2 separate regions of the Homo sapiens genome follow, and region 1 is linked to region 2. The links are chromatin contacts, found by Hi-C or POLR2A ChIA-PET in ENCODE. All regions are on one chromosome and are shown on one strand. Each heading gives the region's core, a stretch centred on a gene start or an enhancer-like site at or near the end of the contact. The rest is flanking DNA. Distances are from core to core; before and after follow the strand shown. Region 1 overlaps LOC112268150 (a long non-coding RNA gene). Region 2 overlaps TMOD3 (tropomodulin 3).

What was found. Hi-C counts contacts between places; a loop is a spot of excess contacts on that map. ChIA-PET counts read pairs that join two places held with the same protein, here RNA polymerase II (POLR2A). Pooled maps may share reads with other maps.
Region 1: a map of endothelial cell of umbilical vein shows a loop between it and region 2 (12-fold over the local background). The contact joins two enhancer-like sites. A Hi-C loop is called at or near these places in 2 of 168 maps with a recorded cell type or tissue (CD8-positive, alpha-beta T cell and endothelial cell of umbilical vein) and 3 of 50 pooled maps. POLR2A ChIA-PET finds 5 or more read pairs at or near these places in 1 of 52 experiments (GM10248).

Annotation. Positions count from the first base shown.
Region 1 is chr15:52,092,086-52,095,837 of GRCh38, reverse strand. All of the region lies in intron 1 of LOC112268150 (a long non-coding RNA gene), which reads left to right. It also overlaps the pseudogene RPS13P8. Among named protein-coding and RNA genes, the nearest start is that of BCL2L10, 19 kb to the left of the region's middle. RefSeq lists a silencer at 878-1,078 and an enhancer at 1,878-2,411. Within about 2 kb of position 2,202, at least 12 of the 41 ENCODE cell types and tissues checked have a DNase peak (open chromatin) inside an H3K27ac peak, as active enhancers do; they include endothelial cell of umbilical vein, where a contact is called at or near this core.
Region 2 is chr15:51,876,458-51,880,505 of GRCh38, reverse strand. All of the region lies in intron 3 of TMOD3 (tropomodulin 3), which reads right to left. Among named protein-coding and RNA genes, the nearest start is that of TMOD3, 49 kb to the right of the region's middle. Within about 2 kb of position 1,270, at least 2 of the 41 ENCODE cell types and tissues checked have a DNase peak (open chromatin) inside an H3K27ac peak, as active enhancers do; they include endothelial cell of umbilical vein, where a contact is called at or near this core.

The sequences.
Region 1 (3,752 bases), core at 953-3,452, 210 kb before region 2:
ACTAACCTGTTTTTCACAGTGGCTACGTTATTGGGTTTTTTTGTTGTTGTTAAGCAATCATTTTATTGCTTGAGTACATAGACAAATTTATGCTACCAGGGCAGAGGCTGTAGATGATTCATATTTCCAATTGGGAGGGAGGACTCGCTTGGTCTTGTAATATCGAGCCAAGTGGTGAATCCAGCTCTCTATCAGAATCAGATGGAATTTAGCATTCTTATCCTTTCTGTTCCTCTCAAGATGCTTTTGAACAGCAACTGCTTTCTTAATTAAATGGTAGAGATCTTCAGGGAGATCAGGAGCAAGTCCCTTAGACTTAAGATTTCTTAAGATTTTATTGCCTGTCACAAAACGTACTTGTGCAACACTATGTCAGTCTCTCAGGATCACACCAATTTGTGAAGGAGTCAGGCCCTTCTTGGCCACTTAGTAAATCTGCTCCTTCACGTCATCAGATGTCAACTTCAGCCAAGTGGGGATGCTGTGGCGATAGGGCAAAGCCAACCGGGACGGGCCCTTCCCAGGAGCATGCATGCGACCCATGATGGCGGCAGTCAGGCAGTGAAGTGTGGCCACGTTATTAAATGTTCCCACCTGCAATGTAGGAGGGTTTCACCTCCTCCCATGTTGAAACCTCAGGATTCTCAAGGAGAAAGGGAAAGGACTCACCAGGCAAGACCTGGAGAAGAAACACCTGTGCCTTTAAAATAGAGAGGACGGGTGACTTCTGGCCACTTGGCTTTCCTGACACCACACGGCCACCCACCCTCTCTTGCCAACACCACAGCTGAAGGGCAGGGCAGCCATCCTAGACTAGGTCAGAGGTCAGCTGCGCTCCATCCTCCCTCTGCCTCTTACACAGCCAAATGGTGCTGCTTCTAACCCTCATCACTCAGCTGCTTCTCACCCTAAGGCCTCCATCTGGCACTGTTTGCCATCCAGCTGCTGTTCCAAGTTCTGCTCAGGTAGCTAACAGTGTCACGTTTCTAAACCATGCCTTTTGTAATATTTGAAACTCAAAGGAATTGAAAATGTGGGTGACGGTAGTCAGTAAGAACCCAGAGCCAAAGCACTACAGTCCCCATGTAATTAAGCATTCCCTTGGGGGCTGGGTTCGTCCATCAACCCCCTTGAGCATGGCTTGTGGAAGGACTATGCTTATGATGTACGGGCTGTAACTCTCCAAGTCTGGCCAATTGAGGAAGGCATCCCTGAGTCAGAACAGCTAGATCTGGATGGTACCTTCCTCTGCAGTACTAACTTCACAGAACTGCATTTTAGCAATCTTCGGAAACTTGTCCAGAGGGGCAAGGCTGTGCAAAGCAGCCACATTGCATTGCGATCCTTACGTAAGTGCTTCCAGCTGCAAGGCAGGCCACCTCTGTCAGCCAGACTGTCCTCTCCAGTCTGCTGGCTCCATAGACCTTGGCACCAGGGTGGAAGCCACTTGCCTCCTGCTGCACATTGACACAGCCATACACATCAGGCCAGAGGGGTGTGGCTGATGCTGGAGTATTCCAGGCCCCAACAGCTGGGATGTTTTTCCAAGGAAAGGATGAGAGGGCAAGCAGCTGAGATGAGCTGGGACAGGCAGATGGGGAGGAGAGGAGCCAGGAGTGGGCAACCCGGCAGCACCATCACCTCCGCCTCCTATGGCCTCCCAGCCTCCCTCCTGACCTATTTCCTAGCTTTCCTTTTTCTCCATGGATATTTAACCTAGTACTGTCCCAGCATGAGCCTTATACTGTGAATTCTGGTTCTTATTTGACCATGATGTGGCATTTGGCAAGTTAGCAAGTGTGGTTCACCCAAATACCTCAGGGGTGAGGAATGCACAAAGCACTTAGAACACCGCCTGGCACATGGCGCCTGCGAAATGTTAGCCATCCTGGGTCCTGGGGCTACCATCAGGCAGGTCTCATCATGCCAGAAGGGAGAAGTAGACTCCTTTGGGGAGGTGGGATACTCCATTTTGCTTAAAAGCCAGTTTCCATCCTGTGCCTCAGGTAAGGACATTCCCTGAGAATTGAGACCATATAGAGGCCATCGCTCTTGACTTGGAATGTAATGATAGTGACCTTGACTTCCTGACACAGCCCTGAATATCCGGCATGGGCTTGCCTCCAAGTGTTTTCTGCGTCTGATTTATGAAATATGCCAAGTGGGAAGGAAGTTTCTGCTGACCTAATGCTTGCCCATAAAATGTGTTTTTAAAAATCAAGCGCAGATCTGATGAATCATAAAGTCATTCTGCCTCCGAGACTAATACAGGGTGGTTCCAGCAGCCCAAAGAGAGGGAAGGGATTGTGAAGGGACCATTGGTTTGCACTTATCATCTGCTAAACACAATTGTTTTGAAGGTTTGGTTTTATGTGTTTGTTTTTAAGAGTCACAGGCTAACTTGTGCTCTGAACACATGATAAAGAGGAATTCTTCCAGCATTTTGTTTTCTTCAGGAGGAAGAAAATAAATCCGTGCCCTGCATTGCCACTCTTCGCCCTATGCTAAGGCCACGAAGTCTACTGCTCTCATGACTTAAGGATTATATTTAGTAGCAACACTGAAATTGACTTCCTCGTATAGCCTGGATTCTCTGTTGTGTTCCTACCTCCAAAGTGGGGTCTTCATCTTCCACCTAGCCTCCCTCTCTTGGAAGTGGGACCAAAACTTAGATTCCATGCTGTTGAGTAAGTATCCTATGAGTTGCATTTAAAGGCAACTTAGGAGTGAATTTAAAAACATTTCCTCAGGTCATCATTAGAACTGTGGTTCTTAATCTTGATACACGTTAGAATTTTTTTCTTTTTTCTTTTTCTTTTTCTTTTTTTTATTTTTTTCAGATGGTGTCTCGCTCTATTGCCCAGGCTGGAATGCAGTGGCGGCAACCTCTGCTCACTGCAACCTCCACCTCCTGGGTTCAAGCGATTCTCTTGCCTCGGCCTCCAGAGCAGCTGGGACTACAGGCGCAGGCCACTACAACTAATATTTTTATTGTTAGTAGAGGCTAATTTTTGTATTTTTAGTAGAGGTGGGGTTTCACCATATTGGCCAGACTGGTCTCGAGCTCCTGACCTCAAGTGATCCATCTGCCTCGGCCTCCCAGAGTACTGGGATTACAGGTGTAAGCCACCAGGCCCAGCCACCTGAAGGACTTTTAAAACTAGGAATGGGCCACGTGTAGCCAACTGAAGGACTTTTAAAACTAGGGATGGGCGGCCGCGTGTGGTGGCTCATGCCTGTAATCCAGCACTTTGGGAGGCCGAGGTGGGCAGATCACGAGGTCAGAAGATCAAGACCATCCTGGCTAACATGGTGAAACCCCATCTCTACTAAAAATACAAAAAAAAAAAAAAAAAAAAAAAAAGCCAGGCGTGGTGGCACATGCCTGTAGACCCAGCTACTCAGGAGGCTGAGGCAGGAGAATGGCGTGAACCCGGGAGGCAGAGCTTGCAGTGAGCCGAGATCGCACCACTGCACTCCAGCCTGGGCGACAGAGTGAGACTCTGCCTCAAAAAAAAACAAAAACAAAAACTAGGCAGATCACAAGGTCAGGAGATCAAGACCATCCTGGCTAACACGGTGAAACCCCGTCTTTACTAAAAATAGAAAAAATTAGCCAGGTGTGGTGGCGGGCGCCTGTAGTCCCAGCTACTCGAGAGGCTGAGGCAGGAGAATGGCTTGAACCCGGGAGGCAGAGCTTGCAGTGAGCCGAGATCGCACCACTGCACTCCAGTCTGGGCAACAGAGCAAGA
Region 2 (4,048 bases), core at 21-2,520:
AATGGAATGGGGATGAAGGCTTACTGCTAACGTGCACAGGGTTTCTTTCTGGGGTTCCAAAAATGTTCTAAACTTAAGACTGTGGTGATGGTTGCATAATTCTATCAATGTAGTAATGAATATTGAATTATATGCCTTAAATTGATAAATTTTATGATATGGGAATTATATCACCTTTACTAATAAAGATGTTTACAAAAACCACTAAGGAGCTGACTTATTAGTATGGGTTTTTTGGTCTTCAGTAAATTTATATTTGGTTCCCTGAAATGTGAAGATTAAAAAAAGATAATTTTCTGAGACAAATTGAGCCAGATACAGTATATTTGTACTTCTTAATCAAAATCAGCTGTTTCCCGAGAAACATCTAACTAGCAAACTGCTGGAATAATTTCATATGACATAAAATACCTTTCTAAACATGTATTAATTTAAATTAGTCTTATATCAATATCAATTAGATTTTAAAATCTTAGTGACTATGAGATGTTGATAAATTCAATAGATCTCCCTTATAATGGTTAGTTTGGTTTGTGCTCTCAATGTCTTGCAGGATGAGAAACATAATAGACACACATTAATTCCTTATTCTTGTTGCTCCTAGAATTTCTTCTTCGTGTGTGTGTGTGTGTGTGTGTGTGTGTGTGTGAAAGACAGAGAGAGAGAAAGAGATTGCCAAAACAAACTAGCAACCTAGGAAGACTAAAGACCACATAGTCCCAAGTATCTCTGTCAGTGTTCCTTAAACTCAGAAAATGAAGACTGGTTAGTCATGAGTATTTTTGAAAAAGCTCCAAAGGTGATTCTAATTCTTACTCATTTAGGTTGGTAACCACTAATCTGTATAATATCAGTCCCTAAAAGATGAAGATGAGTTATCCTGAGTTGATCTAATTTTTTCTTCTGCTTGAAATATGGTCAAAAATAAAAAAATCCAGATTTATGACTTTTACTACTTCCATTTTTTAAAATAACATAATGTCTAAGAAAACATTTTTACCTTTCAGTAGATAGCATTCTATCTAAATGACTGTAATTTCCTTATTTAAGATAGCAAAATCCAAAACTCAAATTTTTAAAAACTGAAATTATAATTCTTTACCTAGTAGGAAACTATAAAAATAAACAATGATGAGATCAGAAAAAAAAAACTCTCAGATAAGTATGAAATGATACATCCCCCACCCCCAAGTTACACAAAACAAACAAAAATAAGGCTGAACCTTGGTTGCTAAGAGCGTTGAAACAGTTTAGCAATGTTTCTGCAACTACAAAACAGCAGCTAAGGAAATGGAAGACATTGAGATAAGAATTCATATAACAGTAATTTAAATGTATGGCACTTATCCAAACTCATGTGTGTTCCAAGAAAAAAGAAATATCCTGTGCCAAGATCCTTGTTATTGTCACAAAATCAGTAAGAAATACTGTGATCCATGTTAACAATTCCATTGCCAGGACCTTTCTTTACTAGTCCTTATCTCTTTTGCTCTGATACCAAGTTACAGCTGCAACAAATGTTAAGAATTATCTTAGTCATAGCTCCCACCCTTGCTGAGTATATAAAAAATATAATAACAAGAAACAGAGGTGGCTCTTGGTTACTTCATTCCTACAGAGTTGAAAGGCCCTAGCTAACTTTACTGTTTGTTTATAAACTGCCTTGTTCCAGAAAAGATTGAAGGACACTACTCCACTATAATCTCCAAGAGGCTTTGTGATATGTTGTTTGACAAGCAGCACAAAAACCTCAAACCAATCAAACTAAAGAATGAGGGGACACAGCCTAGAAAGACATTTTTGTTTTGATCCAATGATACACACAACACCTGCTTGATGCTGCAACATGGTCACCAATAAATGCTTAGTTAACAAATGTTTAGTGAGTTTGTATATACTAGACAATGAACTAGAAAGACACCATAAGGAAAACAAAACAAGAGATCCTTCACTTTTGGGAGTTAATACTTTAACAGGGAAATAGAACAGCAACTGAATCCTATTCTGGAGGTTCCTATGTCAAGATGGGGTAATAAGGACAGAATTTACCCACATGCCTGAAACAATTAAAATGGACAAAATATATGAAACAAGTTTTACACACACACACACACACACACACACACACATATATTTTAAAGAGATGGTTCTTGTTATGTTGGCCAGGTTGGTCTTGAACTCTTTGGCCTCAAGCAATCCTCCTGCCTCAGCCTCCCAAAGGGCTTGGATTACAGGCATGAGTTACCATACCTGGCCAGAAACAACAGTTTTCAAGACACTGGCCATCAGGCAACAAAGGACAGTGATCCCTATGATATGGGAAAAACAGAGGTGAGCCCTGTGATTACCTAGCTTATTGTCTGGAGAAAGGTTCCAGGCTGCAGATCAGGGAGCAGAAATTCAGGCAGAGCCTGGTGAATGCTGAGCTGCAGACACAGCTGAGGTCCAGAAAAACCAAGGCAGCCAGTGTTTGAAGGATAGGGAACCAGAAAGGAGGGAACTGCACAGAGAGGGAGCCCAGGAGTTGTGCAGAGGGTCACACTGAGTGTTCAGCATAGCACCGACTGGTACATGTATGTGAGGAACTACCTTGAGCCAAGGGAAAAAAAAAAACTTCTGAAAGCTTAGAGGTAATAATGCCCATGTTCATGCAGAGCTGGGAATAGAACCTGTTCCCACCAGCCAGACTGGAAAAGCTCACAATTCACAAGGCTCACAATTGGGTAGGGAACTCAGAAGGGTCTTGCCTCAGTATTGGGGAAATAATTAGCCCTAGACTGAACACTGCTCTAGTCCCACCTAACACATCTTTTTTTTTTTTTTTTAAGACAGAGTTTTGCTCTCGTTGCCCAGGCTAGAGTGCAGTGGTGCAATCTCGGCTCACTGCAACCTCCGTCTTCCGGTTTCAAGAGATTCTCCTGTCTCAGCCTCCCTAGTAGCTGGGATTACAGGCGCCCGCCACCACACCCAGCTAATTTTTTTGTATTTTTAGTAGAGATGGGGTTTCACCATGTTGGTCAGGCTGGTATCGAACTGCTGACCTCGTGATCCACCTGCCTCGGCCTCCCAAAATGTTGGGATTACAGGCGTGAGCCACCGTGCCTGGCCCACCTAACAAATCTTAAAAGCAAGACTCCAAAGAATCAAACTGTTTCCAAGTAACTTAACTGCACCCCAGAATGAAACTCAAGAATATTTATAGGTATATCAATACATCCAGCACTGGAAAGTTAATATGTTTGATACCCAATAAACAATTACAAACATGCAAAGAAACAGGAAAATTTGATCCAGAAGAAGAAAAAAAATCGGTCTATCAAAATTGACTTAACAATGATAGATGATAAAATTGGCAAGTAAGGACATTAAAAATTACTATAATTATATTACATATGTTCAAAAAGTGAAGTAGAGGCATAGAAGACTTTTTCTTTATTTTTTTTGAGACAGAGTCTCGCTCTGATGCCAAGGGTGGAGTGCAGTGGCATGAGCATGGATCACTGCAGCAATGAACTCGTAGGCTCAAGCCATCCTCCCACCTCAGCCTCCGGAGTAACTGGAACTACAGGCACACACCACCGCATCCAGCTAACTTTTTTTCATTTTTAGTAGAGGCACGGTCTCACTGTGTTGCCCAAGCTGGTCTGCAACTCCTGACCTCAAGTGATCCTCCCGCAGTGCCGCAATTACAGGTGTGAGCCATCATGCCTGGACGGAAGATTTTTTTTTTTAAAAAAAGCGCTGGGGCCGGGTGCGGTGGCTCATGCCTGTAATCCCAGCACTTTGGGAGGCTGAGGCAGGTGGATCACGAGGTCAGGAGATTGAGACCATCCTGGCTAACACGGTGAAACCCCGTCTCTACTAAAAATACAAAAAATTAGCCGGGCGAGGTGGCAGGTGCCTGTAGTCCCAGCTACTCGGGAGGCTGAGGCAGGAGAATGGCATGAACCCAGGGGGTGGAGCCTGCAGTGAGCCGAGATCACACCACTGCACTCCAGCCTGGGAAACAGAGCGAGACTCCATCTCAAAAAAAAAAAAAAAGCGCTGG